Regions from separate parts of the Homo sapiens genome. Here region 2 is linked to region 1. A link is an interaction called in ENCODE POLR2A ChIA-PET data of the cell type or tissue named here. Cell type or tissue: IMR-90. All regions are shown on one strand. Links, peaks and the distances in the headings refer to the core of each region. The heading gives the core; the rest is flanking DNA. Region 1 has its middle 13 kb from the start of HACL2. Region 2 has its middle 14 kb from the start of EPHX3.

Evidence for each region. ChIA-PET counts read pairs that join two places held together with the same protein. Peaks named below come from ENCODE experiments on the same cell type or tissue, not always from the same donor. Only the 100,000 strongest peaks of a DNase experiment are listed, where the experiment ranks them.
Region 2: POLR2A ChIA-PET joins it to region 1 with 6 read pairs; 7 of 35 experiments call an interaction of 5 or more read pairs at or near these places.

Annotation. Positions count from the first base shown.
Region 1 is chr19:15,133,352-15,143,287 of GRCh38, reverse strand. It overlaps the pseudogene OR10B1P. Among named protein-coding and RNA genes, the nearest start is that of HACL2, 13 kb to the right of the region's middle. In IMR-90, for the core only: no CTCF peak of the experiment used is centred there; DNase peaks (open chromatin) are centred at 5,307, 6,587 and 6,857; H3K27ac peaks cover 1,868 bases.
Region 2 is chr19:15,213,663-15,223,598 of GRCh38, reverse strand. No RefSeq gene overlaps it. Among named protein-coding and RNA genes, the nearest start is that of EPHX3, 14 kb to the left of the region's middle. RefSeq lists a silencer at 143-222 and an enhancer at 393-1,089. In IMR-90, for the core only: no CTCF peak of the experiment used is centred there; no DNase peak of the experiment used is centred there.

The sequences.
Region 1 (9,936 bases), core at 3,028-8,027:
GGCATGATCCTGGCTCACTGCAACCTCCACCTCCTGGGTTTAAGCAATACTCTTGCCTCCGCCTGCTGAGTAGCTGGGATTACAGGTGCACACAACCACACCTGGCTAATTTTTGTATTTTTAGTAGAGACAGGGTTTTACCATGTTGGTTGGGCTGGTCTCGAACTTCTGGCCTCAAGTGATCCACCTGCCTTGGCTTCCCAAAGTGTTGGGATTACAAGCGTGAGCCACTGTGTCTGGCCAGATATTCTTTTTCACATGGACTATAGCAGACCCTGTAAAATTCTCACCTACATCCCCGTTGCTCCTATTTTTCTTGCTGAGCCAGACTTTGAATTTTCTGTACACATGGCAAGCGGCATGTGCTGGCACTTTAATGCCTCCTGAGAGAAATCTTCAATCAGTGGCTAATGGGACTGAGTGGATATATCCCCAAGCTCCCTCATACCTTGGGTAAAAAAACATAGAAGTGTATATTCCTGGACACGTCCCACGGTTCTGCACATAAGATTAAATTCCAGTGGCCCACGGCAGTACCTTCCTTGGTGATGTACATTGTATTGGTTATCTACCTTCCTTGTTTCACGTCCTACTTCCCTATGTATGTCACTTGAAATCATCTTTTATATAAAATATTTCTCTTGAATTCTTATCAAGCATCTGTTTCTAGAGAAATTCAAACTTACCATCTTCCTTCCACACACCAAATATCATTTTCTCATACATTCCTCTGATTTTCTTATCTGTGGAAGAGTCACTTGCTAGTTGTGTGACTCTTAGGAAAACAAAGGGCTTATTGTTTCTGAGTACCCCTTTCAGTTTTTGCAAAACAGGAATTATTATTATTATTTTTCTGAGATGGAGTTTCACTCAGTCCCCCAGGCTGGAGTGCAGTGGCGTGATCTCAGCTCACTACAACCTCCGCCTCCTGGGTTCGAGTGATTCTCCCGCCTCAACCTCCCAAGTAGCTGGGATTACAGATGCATACCAATACGCCCAGCTACATTTTTTGTATTTTTAGTAGAGACGGGGTTCCGCCATGTTGGCCAGGCTGGTCTCGAACTCCTGACCTCGGGTGATCCACCCGCCTTGGCCTCCCAAAGTGCTGGGATTACAGGCGTGTGCCACCGTGCCTGGCCAGAAATGATTTTCTTTCCACACTGCTACCTGATGCATCGCAGACCCTTATTAATCACTCTATTTTACCTATTCTGTTGCCTCCTCTCTGTCTCTTTACAAGCAGCAGGAAAATGGGACCTGTCTGGTGACAGAATTCCTGATGATGGGATTCTCCAACCTCCCACACCTGAGGAACACACTCTTCACCCTGTTCTTCCTTACCTACCTGGTCACCCTCGGTGGCAACGTCACCATCATCACCATCACCCATGCGGATAGGTCCCGCCACACTCCCATGTACCACTTCCTGGTGGTGCTGTCCCTCTCGGAGACCTGCTATACACGCTGGTCACCATCCCCAGCATGCTGGCTCATCTGCTGATGGAGACCAGGCCATCTCCATCCCTGGCTGTCAGGCTCAGATGTTTTTCTTCCTGGGTCTGGGATGCAGCCACTGCTTCCTCCTTACCCTGATGGGTTATGACCGCTATGTGGCCATCTGCCACCCCCTGCGCTACTCTATGGTCATGAGACCCACCGTTTGCCTCTGCCTGGGAGCCCTGGTTTTCTGCTCTGGGTTCTCGGTGGCCTTGATCGAGACCAGCATGATCTTCTCATCGCCCTTTTGCGGCGGAGACCACGTGGAGCACTTCTTCTGTGACATCGCCCCGGTGCTGAAGCTCAGCTGCGCCAAGAGTGCCAGCAAGGCGCTGGGCATCTTTTTCCTGAGCGTCCTGGTGGTGCTGATGTCCTTCGTCCCGATCCTCTTCTCCTATGCCTTCATCGTGGCTGCCATCGTGAGGATTTCCTTGGCAGCCGGCCGGCGCAAGGCCTTCTCCACCTGTGTGGCCCACGTCACCGTGGTCGTAGTACATTTTGACTGCGCCTCCATCATCTACTTGCGTCCGGAGTCCGGGGCCAACCCCGACCAGGACCGCTTGGTGGCTGTGTTCTACACGGTGGTGATGCCACTGCTGAACCCTGTGGTGTGCACTCTGTGGAACAAGGAGGTGAGAGTGGCTCTGAGGAGGACCCTGGCGTGGAGCCGTGGGGTTTTTAAATAAGAATCTGCTTGGCTGGGCACGGTGGCTCACACCTGTAATCCCAGCACTTTGGGAGGCCAAGGCGGGCAGATTACCTGAGGTCAGGAGTTGGAGACCAACCTGGCAAATGTGGTGAAACACCGTCTCTGATAAAAATACAAAAATTAGCCGGGCGTGATGATGCAGGCCTGCAATTCCAGCTACTGCGGAGGCTGAGGCAGGAGAATTGCTTGAACTCAGGAGGTGGAGGTTGCAGTGAGCCGAGATCACCCCATTGCACTCCAGCCTGGGAGACAAGAGCGAAACTCCATCTCAAAACAAAACAGAAACAAACAAACAAACAAAAACCTGCTCTACGTTTCAGGCTATTTTAGTTTTTTGTTTTTTTTTTTCCTTTCGGAGACAGGGTCTTGCTCTGTTGCCAAGGCTGGAGTGCAGTGGTGCAATGATGACTGACTGCAGCCTCCAACTCCTGGGCTTAAGTGATCCTCCCTCCTCAGCCTCCCACATGGCTGGGACTACAGGTGTTCACCACCGTGCCCAATTAATTTTTAAAATTCTGATTTTGTACAGATAGGGTCTCACTCTGTTGCCCAGGCTGATCTCAGACTCTTGGCCCCAAGTAAGCCTCCTGTCTTGGCTTCCCTAAATGCTGGGATTACAGATGTGAGCCACTGAGCCCAGCCACTCTAGGGTTTTTATTAGCATGTGTACCTCCACAGACTCAGTTGTCCCATCTGGTAAACAGGGTTCACTCCCATGCCTTAAATGAGATAGGCTTTGTCAACTAATAGTGCCTGAGACTTGGCATAAGCTCAGGAATGGATGCTTTTTCTTTCGTCTTCATTTCCTGGACTTGGCTGCGATGCACGGTGGTCTGCAGTGTCTGATGTGCACCAGTGGAGGATGCCATTAAGGCAGCCCCTTGAGGGTGGGCTGTGGAAGGTTGTGTCTAGTAGCATTGATCTGGACTGACACCGTCCTCAGCATTCTTTTATTTTGTCACACTAAGAAGTAGGTTTTTTTTAATGTTTTTTTTCTTTGAGACAGAGTGTCGCTTTGTTGCCCAGGCTGGAGTGCAGTGGTGCAATCTTGGCTCACTGCAGGGTCCACCTCAAATGATTCTCCTGCCTCAGCCTCCTGAGTAGCAAGACTACAGGCACGTGCCACCATGCCCGGCTAATTTTTGTATTTTTAGTAGAGACGGGGTTTCACTGTGTTGGCCAGGATCATCTCGAACTCCTGACCTCATGATCTGGCCATCTTGGCCTCCCAAAGTGCTGGGATTATAGGCGTGAACCACCGTGCCTGGCCTATTTTGTGTTTTTAAAAATCATATCAATCCTAATAGATGTAAAGTGGTGTCTCACTGTGCTTTAGTAATTAACTTTTGTTTAATTAGATGCTGGTGTTGGATTGAAATAATCCAAAGTATCTTTGACTACAATGGAATAAAGTAAGAAATCAGTGACAGAAGAAAACTTTACAAGTATGCAGACATTAAGCAACATGCTCTTAACCAGGAGGTCAAAGAAGAAATTATGTTAGATTGGAAAGTACATTGAGATGAATGAAAATGAAAACAAAACACACTAAAACTTATAGGATGCAGCAAAAGCAGGGCTCAGAGGGCAATTCATAGCTGCGAATGCTTACATTGAAAAAGAAGAAAGATCCTAAATCAATAACCTACCTTTATACTTTGTGGAATTAGGAAAAGGGAAGTTTGCTGAACACAGGTGATGAAGCTGACACCATAAAATTCTCCAAGAAAATATGATATGGGCTGTGCTTTATGTGCTGTGTTTTCTATTTGTCCCAAAATGTCTACTTTGCTTGTTGTCTCGGGAGACCAACCTATATGGACCACACTGATGGGCTTGGCACCCTCTGGTTTCTGGTTGGGTTTGGCCAATTGGAGGCATTGTCAGGAGATGGAGGTCAGAAGGAAAGAAATGTCAGGGAGACTATAGAGATACCAGATGCTTGGTTGCTGTAGTTGGCTGCTCTCTTTATTAGGGGCCATAGGCCCTTCCACACAGCCACTTTTTCTGGTCATCTGTAAGCATTCTCTTCCTTGCACCATCAGGCATTAATAAGTGTTAACAGCTCCCCAGTGTTGCTAGCTCTGGGATGCCACACCAGCCCTTAACTTTGCCCACATCATTACAAACAGACCCTTTGAAAAACTTCCCCTAAATTACCCAGAAGCAATGTGTCTTCCATTTCCTGTTGAATCCAGTTGATACACTTACAAGTAGAATTGCCTAAGAATAAAATAGGCCAGGCCTAAGGGAAACTCTCCCCATCAATACTCTTCTGATCATGCTGGGGAAACTGAGTCATTATCTCATATAACTCTAACTTTTCATGTAGACATCTGTGCCTTGCCTTTTCAATGCTTCTCCTTGCATCTCTGTTTTCCATTTCTGCTGCTCATTCTGTGTATTTAAACATATACATGATTATATGACTCACAAGGATACTATTTTGAAAATTCTAAACAGATTTTTTTTTTTTTTAAGAGACAGCGTCTCACTCTGTCACCCAGGCTGGAGTACAGTGGTGCATTCATAGCTTGCTGCAGCTTCAAACTTCTGGGTTGAAGGACTCCTCCTGCTTCAGCTTCCTGGGTAGTTAGTTGGGACTACAGGCACACAACACAACACCTGGATAATTTTTTTTAAAAAAGAGATGGCATCTCACTATGTTGCCCAGGCTGATCTGGAACTCTTGGGCTCAAGTAATTCTCCTGCCTTGGCCTCCCAAAGCACTGGGATTACAGGGGTGTGCCACTGCACCCAGCCTAAACAGATGTGTTTGTTGAAATCCTTGCCACTTTCCCATAAATCACGTTCCGCTGAAATGATTCTGTCATCATGGTCACATGGCAAGAGAGGGTAAAGCTTACTATAAGGATATGATGGGAGGAGAATGCCTTTCTAGTACTAGAAGGGGAGAAGGTGTTGCTAGAAGTTGGGGAAGCAAGTGGTCAGGCACTGGAGCCCTAAAATACAGAAGAGGAGACAGTATGGCAGGGAACCTCTAAGATGGCTCCCAGTGATCCCACCTCCTGGTACTCATGACCTCATATAATTTCCTCCTCTTGAGTAACTTGCTTCTGACCAATAGAATATCAAAATGTTGAGTGGATGCCATTTCCATGATTGTGTTACAAAGATCCTGGCATCCTTCTTGGCAGCAAAATCTCTCTCTTGCTGGCTTTGATGAAGCCAACAGCCTATTTGGAGAGGCAAGAAACTGAGTGTAGCCTACAGCCAACATCCAGTGAGCAACAGTGGCCCTTAGTCCAACAGTTTTCAAGTAACTGAATTCATGCTAAAACCACATAAATAAACTAGAAAAAGGGTCCTTACTCACTTGTGCCTTCAGATAAGACCGCAGCTCTGGCCAACCTTTTGATTGCAGCCTGTGAGTAGCTGTGCCCCAACTAAGATTCCTGATCTATAGACACTTTGAGATTCTAAACCTGTGTGGGTTTTTTTTTTTTAATGGAGTCTCACTCTGTCACTCATGCTAGAGTGCAGTGCCGCAATCTCAGCTCACTGCAACCGCCACCTCCTGGTTCAAGTGATTCTCCTGCCTCAGCCTCCCGAGTAGCTGGGATTACAGGTGTGTGCCACCACACCTAGATAATTTTTGTATTTTTAGTAAAAACGGGGTTTTATCAGGGGTTTCTACTTTTGTGTCTTCCTCATTTTCTCTTGCCGCTGCCATGTAAGAAGTGCCTTTTGCCTCCTGTCGTGATTCTGAGACCTCCCCAAGCCATTGGAACTGTAAGTCCAATTAATGCTCTTTTTCTTCCCAGTCTCAGGTATATCTTTATTAATAGTGTGAGAACAGACTAATACAGGTGGTTCCTCAAAAAGTTAAAAATAGATTCAGCATATGATCTAGCAATTCTACTTCTGGGTGTAATCCAAAAAGCCTGAAAGCAAGATCTTGAAGAGATATTTGCACACCCATATTCAGAGCAACATTATTCACAATAGCCAAAAAAGTTGGAAGCAACACAAGTGCCCTTCAGTGGATGGATGAATAAACAAAACATGGTATAGCACATACCACCATACAACAGAATATTATTCATTCTTAAGAAGAAGGAAATTCTGACACAACATGGATGAGCCTGGAGGATAGTATGCTAAGTGAGATAAGCCAATAACAAAATAAGAAGTACTGTATAATTCTACTTCTATGAGGTACCCAGATAATTCAACTTCTGTGAGGTACCCAGAGCATTCAAATTCATAGAGACAGAAAGTAGAACACTAGCTGTCATGGCCTAAGGGAGATGAGAATGGAGAGTGAGTGTTTAATGGGTATGGAGTTTCACTTTTGCAAGATGGAAAAGTCCTGATAATGAGTGGTGGTCATGGTTACACAACAGTGTGAATGTACGTAATGCCATTGAGCTGTAGACTTAAAAATGACTCTACTGGTAGTGTTTATGTTGTGTGTATTTTGCCACAATTAAAAATAGAAATTAAGTTAAAAGAGATATGCAATGAAATGCAGCCAGTTAGCAACATTGAGTTGGCAAGAGAAGAGTTTATTTGTCTTGTAGATATCTTGGTTCTGAAATATCTAAATCACCTCCCTAAACAGGCAGAGCTAGATGAACTGGTGCCACTGCATACAGTGTACATGCACCTCCTTCTTCTCATACACAGACCATCCCTATCCAAGAGACATAGCCTAATGACTCATCCACTCGCTGGTCTGGTTTGAAATATAACATTCCTCCATTGAGCTCTGGTATGGTTTCTCATGGTCTGGTGGCCTACAAACTTAAAAAGCTCCCTCTAGTCTACATGCAGTATAAGTGGTAAAACCATAGTCAAACAAACAAACAAACAAACAAACAAACACCTCTGCCCCCAATTTCCCAAACAATAAAAAACCTCCACTTCAATGGAAGCGTGGGAAACACACAAAAGTCAATGAACCGCAATATGAAATTTTCATTATGCAGAAATTAACTAGGTGTGCAGTGGTTCATGCTTGTAATCCCAGCACTCTGGGAAACCGAGGTTGGAGGATTGCTTGAGGCCACGAGTTTGAGACCAGCCTGGGCAACATAGTGAGACCCCATCTCTACAAAAAAACAAAACATTATCTGGGTGTGGTGGCATGTGCCTGTGGTCCCAGCTACTCAGAAGGCTGAGATGGGAGGATTGCTTGGGCCCAGGAGATTGAGACTGCAGTGAGCTATGATCGTGCCACTGTACTCCAGCCTGGGCGACAGAGAAAGACCCAGTCTGTAAAAAACAAAACAAAACAAATGCAAATTTTATCAGGCAGAAATTGTGAAGACTCCTTGAAGGGCAGCCTTGCCAGAGAGTAAGTTGTTTGTCCATTGTCCTCCATGGTCCTTGGTTTTGCCCGCTAGTGGGGCCCTTCATTGTCTTCTATGCCCCAAAGCCATTTCTGAAGTTTTCTCGTTTCTTGCTGGTACAATTTTGAGGGGGTTCATGATACAGATTTTTTTTTGAGACAGGGTCTTTCTCTGTCACTTAGGCTGGACTGCAGTGATGTGAATATGGCTCACTGCAGCCTCAACCTTGTGGGCTCAAGGGATCCTCCTACCTCTGCCTCCCATGTATCTGGGACCACAGGCATGCAACCCCATGCTCGGCTAATTTTTTTAATTTTTTGCAGAGATTGGGTCTCACTTTTTTGCCTAGGCCAGTTCTCAAACTCCTGGGCTCAATTGATTCCCCTGCCTTGGCTTCCCAAAGTGCTGGGATTACAGGCATGAGCCATTGCTCCTGGCCAAGATTTTTTTATTTTATTTTATTTTATTTTATTTTATTTTTCTGAGATGGAGTCTCCATCTGTAACCCAGGCTGGAGTGCAGGGGCACAATCGTGGCTCACCGCAATCTCTGCCTTCCGGGTTCAAGTGATTCTCCTGCCTCAGCCTCCCAAGTAGCTGGGATTATAGGCATGCGCCATCACGCCAGGCTAGTTTTTGTATTTTTAGCAGAGATGGGTTTTCACTACTCGGCCAGGCTGGTCTTGAACTCCTGATCTCAAGTAATCCACCCGCCTCAGCCTCCCAAAGTGCTAGGATTACAGGCATGAGCCATTGCTCCCCACCAAGATTTTCTTTTTAATGTCAAATAATCACAGTCAAAAGACTGTGCCAAAGCAGTCCAGACTTATATAGTTTCTTTGACAATGCAGATCTCAAAAATTTAGTAGACTTTCCATCCTCTTGTCTCCAGGCAGGCCCATATGCAAGGAGCGAGAGCCAATTATCAATATCTTCTCTGGCATAGTTCTTAAACCTTAACTCTGTCCTCCTTTATTTCCTAGCCTCTATGCCTGGACCTTGGTACTCTCTTATCTTTTTTTATTTTCTTTCTTTCTTTTTTTTTTTTTTTTTTTGAGATGGAGTTTCGCTTTTGTTGCCCAGGCTGGAGTGCAATGGCATGATCTCGGCTCACCGCAACCTTCACCACCCAGGTTCAAGCCATTCTCTTGCCTCAGCCTCCCGAGTAGCTAGGATTACAGGCACGTGCCACCACACCCAGCTAATTTTTGTATTTTTAGTAGAGACGGGGTTTCAACATGTTGGCCAGGATGGTCTCGATCTCCTGACCTCGTGATCCGCCCGCTTCGGCCTCCCAAAGTGCTGGGATTACAGGCATGAGCCACCGCGCCCGGGGATATTCTCTCATGTTAGTGACAGCTACTCTTAGCTTTTTGAAAGGCAGAGTTGAGAGGGGAGGCAGTACTCTTGCTCCTGGGCTGACTCTCACAGTCTAGAAGAGACTTCCAAGTGGGAAGCTGCTGAGAACCCGTTGCCTCATCAGAGCCATCTTGCATGGATGCTTCATTTTATGGGTGCAGGAGGTGTTTTGCTTTGAAGCCCTGTGAGGCCCTGAATCACCACCGTCAGTTCATTTCAACTGTAGCCTGCATGGAGAAAGAGCCTCCCTTGATATAATTCTTTTTTTTTTTTTTTTTTTTTTGGAGACAGAGTCTCGCTCTCTCGCTCAGGCTGGAGTGCAGTGGCGCGATCTCAGCTCACTGCAACTTCCGCCTCCCAGGTTCAAGCGATTCTCCTGCCTCAGCCTCCTGAGTAGCTGGCACTACAGGCGCCCACTGCCATGCCTGGCTAATTTTTTGTATTTTAGTAGAGACAGTGTTTCACAGTGTTTCCTAGGCTGGTCTCGAACTCCTGAGCTCAGGCAATCCGCCCACCTTGGCGTCCCAAAGTGCTGGGATTACAGGCGTGAGGCACCACACCCGGCCTCACTGATACAATTCTATTCCTTTCCATCTCCACTTCTACAGTACATATCTCTCTCTTTATTAATAGTAGCCAGAAGTAGTCAACACACACACACACACACACACACACACACACACACACACACACACACAAATAGTCTGGGTTCTTCCAATGACATCTCCAAAGCTTGGAGACTCCATCGGTGCCTGCTCTGTCATTCAAGACATCACAGTTTTACCTAGTGGTCTGCCATAATGTAACATAGATCACCAGATCCTCACCTTGTATCTGTGTCTTCATGACCTGCTGTCTGATGGTCAAGTTAATGCCTTACAGTTCAGGTTTTTACTACAGCAGAACCCCAGTTCTGGTTCTTAGTAGGGCAAAACCCCACATCTGGTACTTATTAGGGCAAAACCCCACTCTTGGTGCTAACTTTTAAATTATTGTACAGTATGAGCTGCTGTAACAACGAGAACCTAAAATAGAGTAGTTTAACCTGGATAGAAGT
Region 2 (9,936 bases), core at 2,372-7,371, 81 kb before region 1:
TCCGCTGACGGTTGCTAGGGCGACGGAAAGGCGCCTTCTTCCGCCTCCGCGGCCGCCGGCGGGAGGGAGGCGGGGGTCTTCTGGGGAAGACGATCGCGTCGATTGGGCAGAGTCCTGGCGAGTAAGCCAATAGAAAATCGTGTCTCGTCGTAGACCCGCCTCCCCCAGCCTGAGCCAATCCCGGCCCGTTTTTTTTTTTTTTTTCTGGCCCAAGGGCTTGGCGCGTGCATCTTTTAGGGCGGGAGCGGGGACCTCGGGGGCTTGGGCTGGGATTCCTCGCATGATCGGCCTGTCCCTCTCCCTGCCTCCAGACCACTTTCCATCACTCACTCACTCACTCACTCACTCACTCACTCATTCCGAGGGCTGCATTGATGGTCCAGTAGTAGAATTCTCACTTCCCATTCATTCATTCATCCATTCATCTGTCCCTGCCACCAGTTCTAGGAGGGGTGGTGGAAGACAAAGCCGGGCTCTGACACTGCCAGCAGGGTGTGATCAGGCCCTGGTGGAATGAGCAACTGGGGAGGAGCACTTACCTGGGGGAAGGGAGGGAAGGCTCCCTGGAGGAAGCAGTCTTGGAGCTGAACCTTGCAAAGCTGCGCCCCGACCCACAGAAGCCTCCCACGCCGGGATGATTTAGCATTTCCGTGAGACTGGGAGGAAAGTTTGGGCTAGGAAGACGTGAGACTATAAAAGGCTTCACATGCCAGCAGGGGAGGGTCTCGGACAGATCCGTGTGTCTGGAATGTTACTTGGGGGATGGTGAGAAGGCCGGACCAGAGGACGGGAAGGCCTCAGAGGAGGATGGGCGTGGTCCAGGCAGTGGAGAACGAGACTCAAGTCCAGGCACTGGAAGAGGAGCAGATACGCTGAGAAGGTACAGAGGCAGGTTTGGGATATATTCAGTCTGACGGCGCTGGATCCCGGGGTAGGGACTTAGAAGCATGTTATGGGCTAAAGACAAAAATAGCCCAGCAAGCATCGGTGTATTGTGGGGCAGAGAGGCTCTTAAGCTGGGAGCGAGGGTGAAGTCTCCCTAGAGCAGAATGGAGAACAAGACTGGAGACTGAACCCTGAGGACCCCCAACACCTCAGAGACAGGCAGAGGAGAGAGGCCACAAAGGTAGGAGGTGAGGCCAGGCACGGTGGCTCACGCCTGTAATCCCAGCACTTTGGGAGGCCGAGGCGGGCAGATCACAAGGTCAGGAGATCGAGACCGTCCTGGCTAACATGGTGAAACCCCACCTCTACCAAAATTACAAAAAATTAGCCGGGCATGGTGGCACATGCCTGTAGTCCCAGCTACTCGGGAGGCTGAGGCAGGAGAATCACTTGAACCCGGGAGGCAGAGGTTGCAGTGAGCCAAGATCATGCCACTGCACTCCAGCCTGGGCGAGAGAGGGAGACTCCATCTCAAAAAAAAAGTCTAGGCACAGTGGCTCACACCTGTAATCCCAGCACTTTGGGAGGCCGAGGCGGGAGGAACACGAAGTCAGGAGTTTGAGACAAGCCTGTCCAGCACAGCGAAACCCCGTCTCTACTAAAAATACAAATATTAGCCAGGCGTGGTGGTGGGCGCCTGTAATCCCAGCTACTCGGGAGGCTGAGGCAGGAGAATCGCTTGAACCCGGGAGGTGGAGGTTATAGTGAGCCAAGATCACACCACTGCACTACAGCCTGGATGACAGAGCTAGACTCCATCTCAAAAAAAAAAAAAAAAAAAAAGGTAGGAGGTGAACCAGGCAAAAGTGATGCCCCAGCAATGGAGGAGGGAGGAGCGTCAAGGAATAGGGATGTAGTTCCTGGCGTCACAAGCTGCTGAGAGACAAGCGTGGTGGTTCATGCCTTCAATCCCAGCACTTTGGGAGGCCGAGGAAGGAGGATCACGGCAGACCAAGAGTTTTGAGACCAGCCTTGGAAACATTGCAAGACCCCTTGTCTCTTAAAAAAAAAAAAAAAAATTTAACTGCTGGGCATGGAGGCGTGTGCCTGTAGTCCTAGCTCCTCAGGAGGCTGAGATGGGAGGATCGCTTGAGCTTGTGAGGTCAAGACTACAATGAGCTGTGATCATGCCACTGCACTCCAGCCTGGAGACAGAGCAAGACCGTGTCTTAAAAACAAACAAACAAAAACCCAGGCCGGGCGTAGTGGCTCACTCGTGTAATCCCAGCACTTTGGGAGGCCAAGGTGAGCAGATCACTTGAGGCCAGAGTTCAAGACCAGCCTGGCCAACATGGTGAAACTCCGTCTCTACTTAAAAAAAAAAAAACACTTAGCTGGGCGTGGTAGCGGGTCCCTGTAGTCCCAGCTACTCAGGAAACTGAGGCTTGAGAATTGCTTGAACCTGGGAGGTGGAGGTTGCCGTGAGCTGAGATCGTGCCACTGCACTCCAGCCTGGGAGACAGAGCGAGACCTTGTCTCAAACAAAAAACAAAAAACCCTAAAACAAAACAAAACAAAATAAAACAAAAACAACCTCTGAGATAATCAAGTGAGAGCTATACAAATCTCCAAGTTATGAGGGAGGAAAGCCAGGAGTGAGACTGAAGGCAGAGGGCTTGGCTGCTCTGAATGAGGTTAAGCAGGGAGGGGCAAGGAAATATTGGAGGCTTGGGGAAAAACAACTGAACACATTCAAACAGAGTAATGCGGTCAGGCACCCGGGCTCACTCCTGTAATCCCAGAGCTTTGGGAGGCTGAGGAGAGATAATCGTTTGAGTTTAGGAGTTCGACACCAGCCTGGGCAACACAGTGAGACCCAGTCTCTAAAAATTAAAAAAAAAAAAAATTACAAACCGGGAAATTTGAGGCAGGTTTGCTGCAAGGACTATACACAGTGGTGTGGGCAGAGTTTGGGGAAACCAACAGGAGTTGCTGAGGCAGCCAGGGCAAGCACCCTTGGAGATCCTTTATCATTTCTGGATGCTCCCGATGGGGCAAGGGGAAGGATGTTAGCAGAGCCTAGGGAGAGAGTCGTGTGGATGATGGACACAGCCAAGTTGAGGCGACCCCGCAGGGAGGGATCCGGGAGGATTAGTGTCCCCAATTCACTTTCCTCTGACATCTTTTTTTTTCTTTTTCTTTTTCTTCTTTTTTTTTTTTTTGAGATGGGGTGTCGCTCTTGTTGCCCAGGCTGGAGTGCAGTGACGTGATTTCAGCTCACTGCAACCTCTGCCTCCCAGGTTCAAGTGATTCTCCTGCCTTAGCCTCCCAAGTAGCTGGAATTACAGGCACCCACCACCACGCCCGGCTAATTTTTGTATTTTTAGTAGAGACGGGGTTTCACCATGTTGGCCAGGCTGGTCTCGAACTCCTGACCTCAAGTGATCCGCCCACCTCGGCCTCCCAAAGTGCTGGGATTACAAGCATGAGCCACCAAGCCCGCCCTACATCTTCTGCTAGTGCCTCCAGTTGTCCAAACCCACCGGAAACTGGAGGACAAGAACATCTGTAGAATGCACAGAGTGGAGTGGAGAAGGGAGAGGTGGAGCCAGGGGTCTGGGGAGGTGCAAAGCAGGGAGAGGCGACCAGAGCTGGGGCCGGGCAGATGTGGGATGAGCATTTGCTGTGGATTTTACTTTAGTATTTATTTATTTCTTGTATTTTTTTATTTTTTTGAGATGGAGTCTCGCTCTGTCTTCCAGGCTGGAGTGCAGCGGCACAATCTCGGCTCACTGCAACCTCCAACTCCCAGGTTCAAGTGATTCTACTGCCTCAGCCTCCTGAGTAGCTGGGATTACAGGCTCACGCTGCCACGCCCGGCTAATTTTTTGTATTTCAGTAGAGACAGGGTTTCACCACGTTGCCCAGGCTGGTCTTGAACTCCTGAGCTCAGCAATCTGCCCACCTTGGCCTCCCAAAGTGCTAGGATTACAGATGTGAGCCACCAGACAATCTGCCCACCTTGGCCTCCCAAAGTGCTGGGATTACAGATGTGAGCCACCAGGCCCTGCCTATTTAATTTTTTGTAAGATGGAGTCTCACTCTGTCACCCGGGCTGGAGTGCAGTGGTGAGATCTAAGCTCACTATAACCTCTGCCTTCCTGGGTTCAAGTGGTTCTCCTGCTTCAGCCTCCTGCGTAGCTGGGACTACAGGCTCACACTATCACCTCCAGCTAATTTTTGTTTGTTTGTTTGTTGTTTATTGAGACGGAGTCTTGCTCTGTCACCCAGGCTGGAGTGCAGTGGCACAATCTTGGCTCACTGCAACCTCCGCCTCCCGAGTTCAAGCGGTTCTCCTGCCTCAGCCTCCCTAGTAGCTGGGATTACAGGTGCCCGCCACCACACCTGGCTAATTTTTGTATTTTTAGTTGAGAGGGGGTTTCACCATGTTGGCCAGGCTGCTCTCGAACTCCTGAACTCAGGCGATCTGCCCGCCTTGCAAATTGCTGACGTTAGAGACATGAACCACCATGCCTGGCCAATTTTTTTATTTTTAGTACAGATAGGGTTTCACCATGTTGGCCAGGTTGGTCTCAAACTCCTGACCTCAAGTGATCTGCCCTCCTCGGCCTCCCAAAGTGCTGGGATTACAGGTGTGGGCCACTGCACCTGGCCAGATTTTTACTTCATCATGGAAGAGATTTCAGCCTATGGCTAAGGAAGGAGGTAATGAAAGCCTAGGGGAGGAGGTCCCCTTCTCTCAAGTAGGAGGGAAGGTAGTTGGGACAGTGGGGACAAGTGTCACCCCTACAGGAAGGAGGACAAACTTCTGGGGTCAGGGAGCAGTAAGGGCAGGGGTCCTCAAACCTCAGGCCACAGAGAAACAGGGCCATACAGCAGAAGCTGAGTGGCGGGAGAGCCAGCGAGGCTCCATCTGTATTTACAGCCCCTCCCCCTCCGCAAATTACCACCTGAGCTCTGCCTCCTGTCAGATAAGCAGCAGCATTAGAGTCTCATAGGAGTGCAAACCCTACTGTGAACCGCGCATGTGAGGGATCTAGACTGCATGCTCTTTATGAGTATCTAATGCCTGATGATCTGTCACTGTCTCACATAACCCTCAGATGGGACCGTCTAGTTGCAGGAAAACAAGCTCAGGGCTCCCACTGTTGCTACATTACGGTTGTATCATTATTTCATCATATAGTACAATGTAATAATAATAGAAATAAAGTGCACAATAAATCTTATGCGTTTGAGGCTGGTCGCGGTGGCTCATGCCTGTAATCCCACAACTTTGGGAGGCTGAGGTGGATGGATCACTTGAGACCATGTGTTAGAGACCAGCCTGGCCAACATGATGAAACCCTGTCTACTGAAAATACAAAAACTAGGTGGGTGTAGTGGCGCACACCTGTAATCCCAGCTAATCAGGAGGCTGAGGCACAAGAATCACTTGAACCCAAGAGGCAGAGGTTGCAGTGAGCCGAGATCACACCACTGCATTCCAGCCTGGGTGACAGAGCGAGACTCTGTCTCAAATACATAAATAAAAATTAAAATGTAGGCCGAGCACGGTGGCTTACGCCTCTAATCCCAGCACTTTGGGAGGCCAAGGCGGGCGAATCACCTGAGGTCAGGGGCTCAAGACCAGCCTGGCCAACATGGTGAAACTCTGTCTCTACTAAAAATACAAAAATTAGCTGGGTGTGGTGGTGCACATATATAATCCCAGCTACTCGGGAGGCTGAGGCAGGAGAAATGCTTGAACTCGGGAGGCAGATGTTGCAGTCAGCCGAGATTGTGCCACTACCCTTCAGCCTGGGCAACAAAGTGAGACTCCATCTCAAAAAAAAAAAGAAAGAAAGAAAAAAAGAAAGTGTCCAGTGTCCAGGCACGGTGGCTCACACCTGTAATCTCAGCACTTTGGGAGGCCGAGGTGGGAGGATAACCTGAGGTCAGGAGTTTGAGACCAGCCCGACCAACATGGAGAAACCTCATCTCTACTAAAAATACAAAATTAGCCAGGCATGGTGGCACATGCCTGTAATCCCAGCTACTCGGCAGGCTGAGGCAGGATAATCGCTTGAACCCGGGAGTCGGAGGTTGCGGTGAGCCGAGATCACGCCACTGCACTCCAGCCTGAGCAACAAGAGCGAAACTCCGCCTCAAAAAAGTAAAAAATAAAAAAAGTAATGCACGTGAATCATCCCGAAACCACCCCCTACCCCGGTCCGTGGAAAAATTGTCTTTCACAAAACCAGTCCCTGGTGCCAAAGAGGTTGGAGGCCACTGAGTTAGGGGACATCAGAATATCACAGTTCAGAGGTGAGCAAGAGGAGATAAGATCCAGGGTGAGGCCATGGGCATGGAAGGTTGCTGTGGTCCGGAGCCCAGGGCCTGAGAAGACAGGACAGAGAACAGGGCGTCAGACCCAATGGAAGCTTCTGGGGTGGGGAAACCAGCACCCCCAGAAGGGGTTGAGAATGGCCTCCCTTCTACCCTTTCCCAGAGCCACAGAGCTGCAGACGCTCCATCGAAGTGAATTCCAGGCTGGGCATGGTGGCTCATGCCTGTAATTCCCGCACTTCAGGAGGCTGAGGCAGGAAGATTGCTTGAGGCCAAGAGTTCAAGACTGTATCTCTACAGGAAAAAAAAAAAAAAAAAAAAGGGTGGGCGCAGTGGCTCACGCCTGTAATCCCAGCACTTTGGGAGGCCAAGGCGGGCAGATCACGAGGTCGAGAGATCAAGACCATCCTGGCCAATATGGTGAAACCCCGTCTCTACTAAAAATACAAAAATTAGCTAAGCGTGGTGGCACGCATCTGTAGTCCCAGCTACTGGGGAGGCTGAGGCAGGAGAATCGCTTGAACCTGAGAGGCGGAGGTTGCAGTGAGCTGAGATCATGCCACTGCACTCCAGCCTGGCGACAGCGAGAATCCGTCTCAAAAAAAAAAAAAAAAAAAAAAAAAGACAAAGAAAAAAAAATTAGCCGGGCATGGTGGTGCATGTCTGTAGGTCCTAGCTTCTTAGGAGGCTGAGGGGAGGATCGCTTGAGCCCAGGAGTTTGAGGTTACAGTGAGCTACAATTGCACCACTGCACTCCACCTGGGTGACAAAGAGAGAACCTGTCTCTAACTCCAAAAAAACAAACAAAAAAAAGGCTGAGGCGGTGACTCACGCCTGTAATCCCAACACTTTGAGAGGCAGAGGTGGGCCGATCACCTGAGGTCAGAAGTCCAAGACCAGCCCGACCAACATGGTAAAACCCGTTCTTTACAAAAATAAAAAAATTAGCTGGGCATGATGGCTGGTGCCTGTAATTCCAGCTACTTGGGAGGCTGAGGCATGAGAATTGCTTGAACCCAGGAGGTGGAAGCTGCAGTTAGCTGAGATGGCACCATTGCACTCCAGCTTGGGCAACAGAGTGAGACTCCGTGAAAAAATAAAAATAAATAAATAAAAATGGCGGGTGCAGTGGCTCACGCCTGTAATCCCAAGCACTTTATGAGGCCGAGGTGGGTGGATCACCTGAGGTCGGGAGTTCAAGACTATCCTGACCAACATGGAGAAACCCTATCTCTACTAAAAATACAAAATTAGCTGGGCGTGGTGGTGCATGCCTGTAATCCCAGCTACTTGGGAGGCTGAGGCAGGAGAATAGCTTGAACCCGGGAGGCGGAGGTTGCAGTGAGTCGAGATCACGCCATTGCACTCCAGCCTGGGTGACAAGAGTGAAATTCTGTCTCAAAGAAACAAAAAAATTACCTGGGCATGGCGGTGTGCACCTGTAGTCCCAGCTACTCGGGAGGCTGAGGCACGAGAATCACTTGAACCCGGAGGCAGAGGTTGCAGTGAGGTGAGATCATACCACTGCACTACAGCCTGGGCGACAGAGTGAGACTCTGTCTCCAAAAAACCAAAAAAACCCAAAGTGATTGTTTGCAAACTAAATCAGATCAGCTTCTTGTGCTAAAACCCTCCAGTGGCTTCACTGTGCTTGGGCTAGAATCCCAGACCCTCTGGCCCCTTGGGAGTCAGCCCCACCTGCTTCCCTGACCTCCTCACCTTTGCTCATTCAGCACCAGGCACCCAGGCTTCCTCGCTGTTCCTCTCGTCCACCCTCTCCTTCCTCCTCTGGGCCTTTGCACTTGCTGTTCACTCTGTCTGGAACACCCTAGCCCTGGATGTTTGCCTCGCTGGCTCCTCTCCTTCTTTAGGTGACTTCCCCCTCTCTCCCTCACATTTAACCATCTTGTCTCAATGGCTCTGTTTTGGTTTCTTTTCTTTTTTCTTTCTTTTTTTTTTTTTGAGATGGAATCTCCCTCCGTCACCCAGGCTGGAGTGCAGTGGTGCAATCTCAGCTCATGACAACCTCCGCCTCCCGGGTTCAAGCAATTCTCCTGCCTCAGCCTCCTGAGTAGCTGGGATTACAGGCACCTGCCACCGTGCTCGGCTAATTTTTGTATTTTTAGTAGAGATGAGGTTTCACCATGTTGACCCAGACTGGTCTCGAATTCCTGACCTCAGGTGATCCACCCAACTCAGCCTCCCAAAGTGCTGGGATTACAGGCATGAGCCATCACACCCAGCCTCTTTATTATTATTTTTTTAAGACAGGGTCTTGCTCTTTTGCCCAGGCTGAAGTGCAATGGCACAATCATAGCTCTCTGCAGCCTCAAACTCTGGGCTCAAGTGATCCTCCTGCCTTAGCCTCGGGAGTAGATGGGTCTACAGGCATGCACCACCTATGCCTGGCTAATTTAAAAAATTTTCTTAGGCCAGGCATGGTGGCTCATGCCTGTAATCCCAGCAGTTTGGGAGGCCGAGGCAGGTGGATCACGAGCTCAGGAGTTCGAGACCAGCGTGACCAACATGGTGAAACCCTGTCTCTACTAAAAATACAAAAAAAAAAAAAACTAGCCAGACGTGGTGGCGCATGCCTGTAATCCCAGCTACTCAGGAGGCTGAGGCAGGAGAATCACTTGGATCCGGGAGGTGGAGGTTGCAGTGAGTGGAGATGGTGCCACTGCACTCTAGCCTAGTGACAGAGCGAGACTCTATCTCAAAAAAAAATTTTTTTTTTTCTTCTGAAGAGACAGGTGGGGTCTCGCTATGTTGACCAGGCTGGTTCTGAACTCCTGGACTCAAGTGATCCTCCTTCCTTGGCCTCCCAAAGTGCTGGGATTACAGGCGTGAGCCACTGCACTCAACCTTGATGGTTCTTGTTTGCCTATTTGTTTCTTGTCTGCTTCCCTTCTCAGGGCAGGAACTGGCTCTGTCTTGGGTCACCTCTGTCTACAATAAGGCCTGGCACCAAGTAGGTGTCCAGTAAATGTTTGTTGAATGACTGAATGAAGGTGAGAAGAGCTGGAGGTTCAGAGTGAGCAGCCAGGGGAAAGGAGCCTTTGTAGTATGAGAAGCATTTTCCTACCAGTGGGAACTCTGCATGCAAAGGCTGACAAGGCTGAGAGGCAGGGAGATGAAGCTGATGAGGTGGGGAGGAATTGTGTCACTTCAGGCAATGGGGAGCCATGGAAGTTTCAAGCATCGGAGTGTCCCAGGGAAGCAGTGTCCAGGGGACATGGCTGGGTCCAGCCTCCCCACACTTGCCGAAGGCCCACACTCAATTGCCCTCACTCCTGCTGGTTCTCACTAGGCTCCCACAGCCCACTGCCTGGCTCGAGAACCTGGCCCCAGCTTCCGCGCAGAGGGCGGGACTGTAGTCCCAAGAGGAGAAGCCAAGGGCACATTCTCAGGTTCCCGGTCAGCGGGCCGGCAGCTGTGTCTTGGCCTGGCCCCAGGTCCCGCGTCCCCAGGGACTGAGCTCATGGAGGAGAAATGCAGTCCCCAGCCAAGGCAGCCAGCAGGGGCCGGGGAGGGGGCTCAAGCCCACCCCCACCATGTTGGGAACTGTGCGGCCGCAGCTGCAAGGCCATGGGAAGGGTTGCTCCGACTGCCCAGTCCCCTAGGGATCTGGACACCTTGGGTGGGTCCCACCACCGTGGCTGGAGGGCAGTGGCAGGAACCCGCAGCTGAGACCCCATCTTC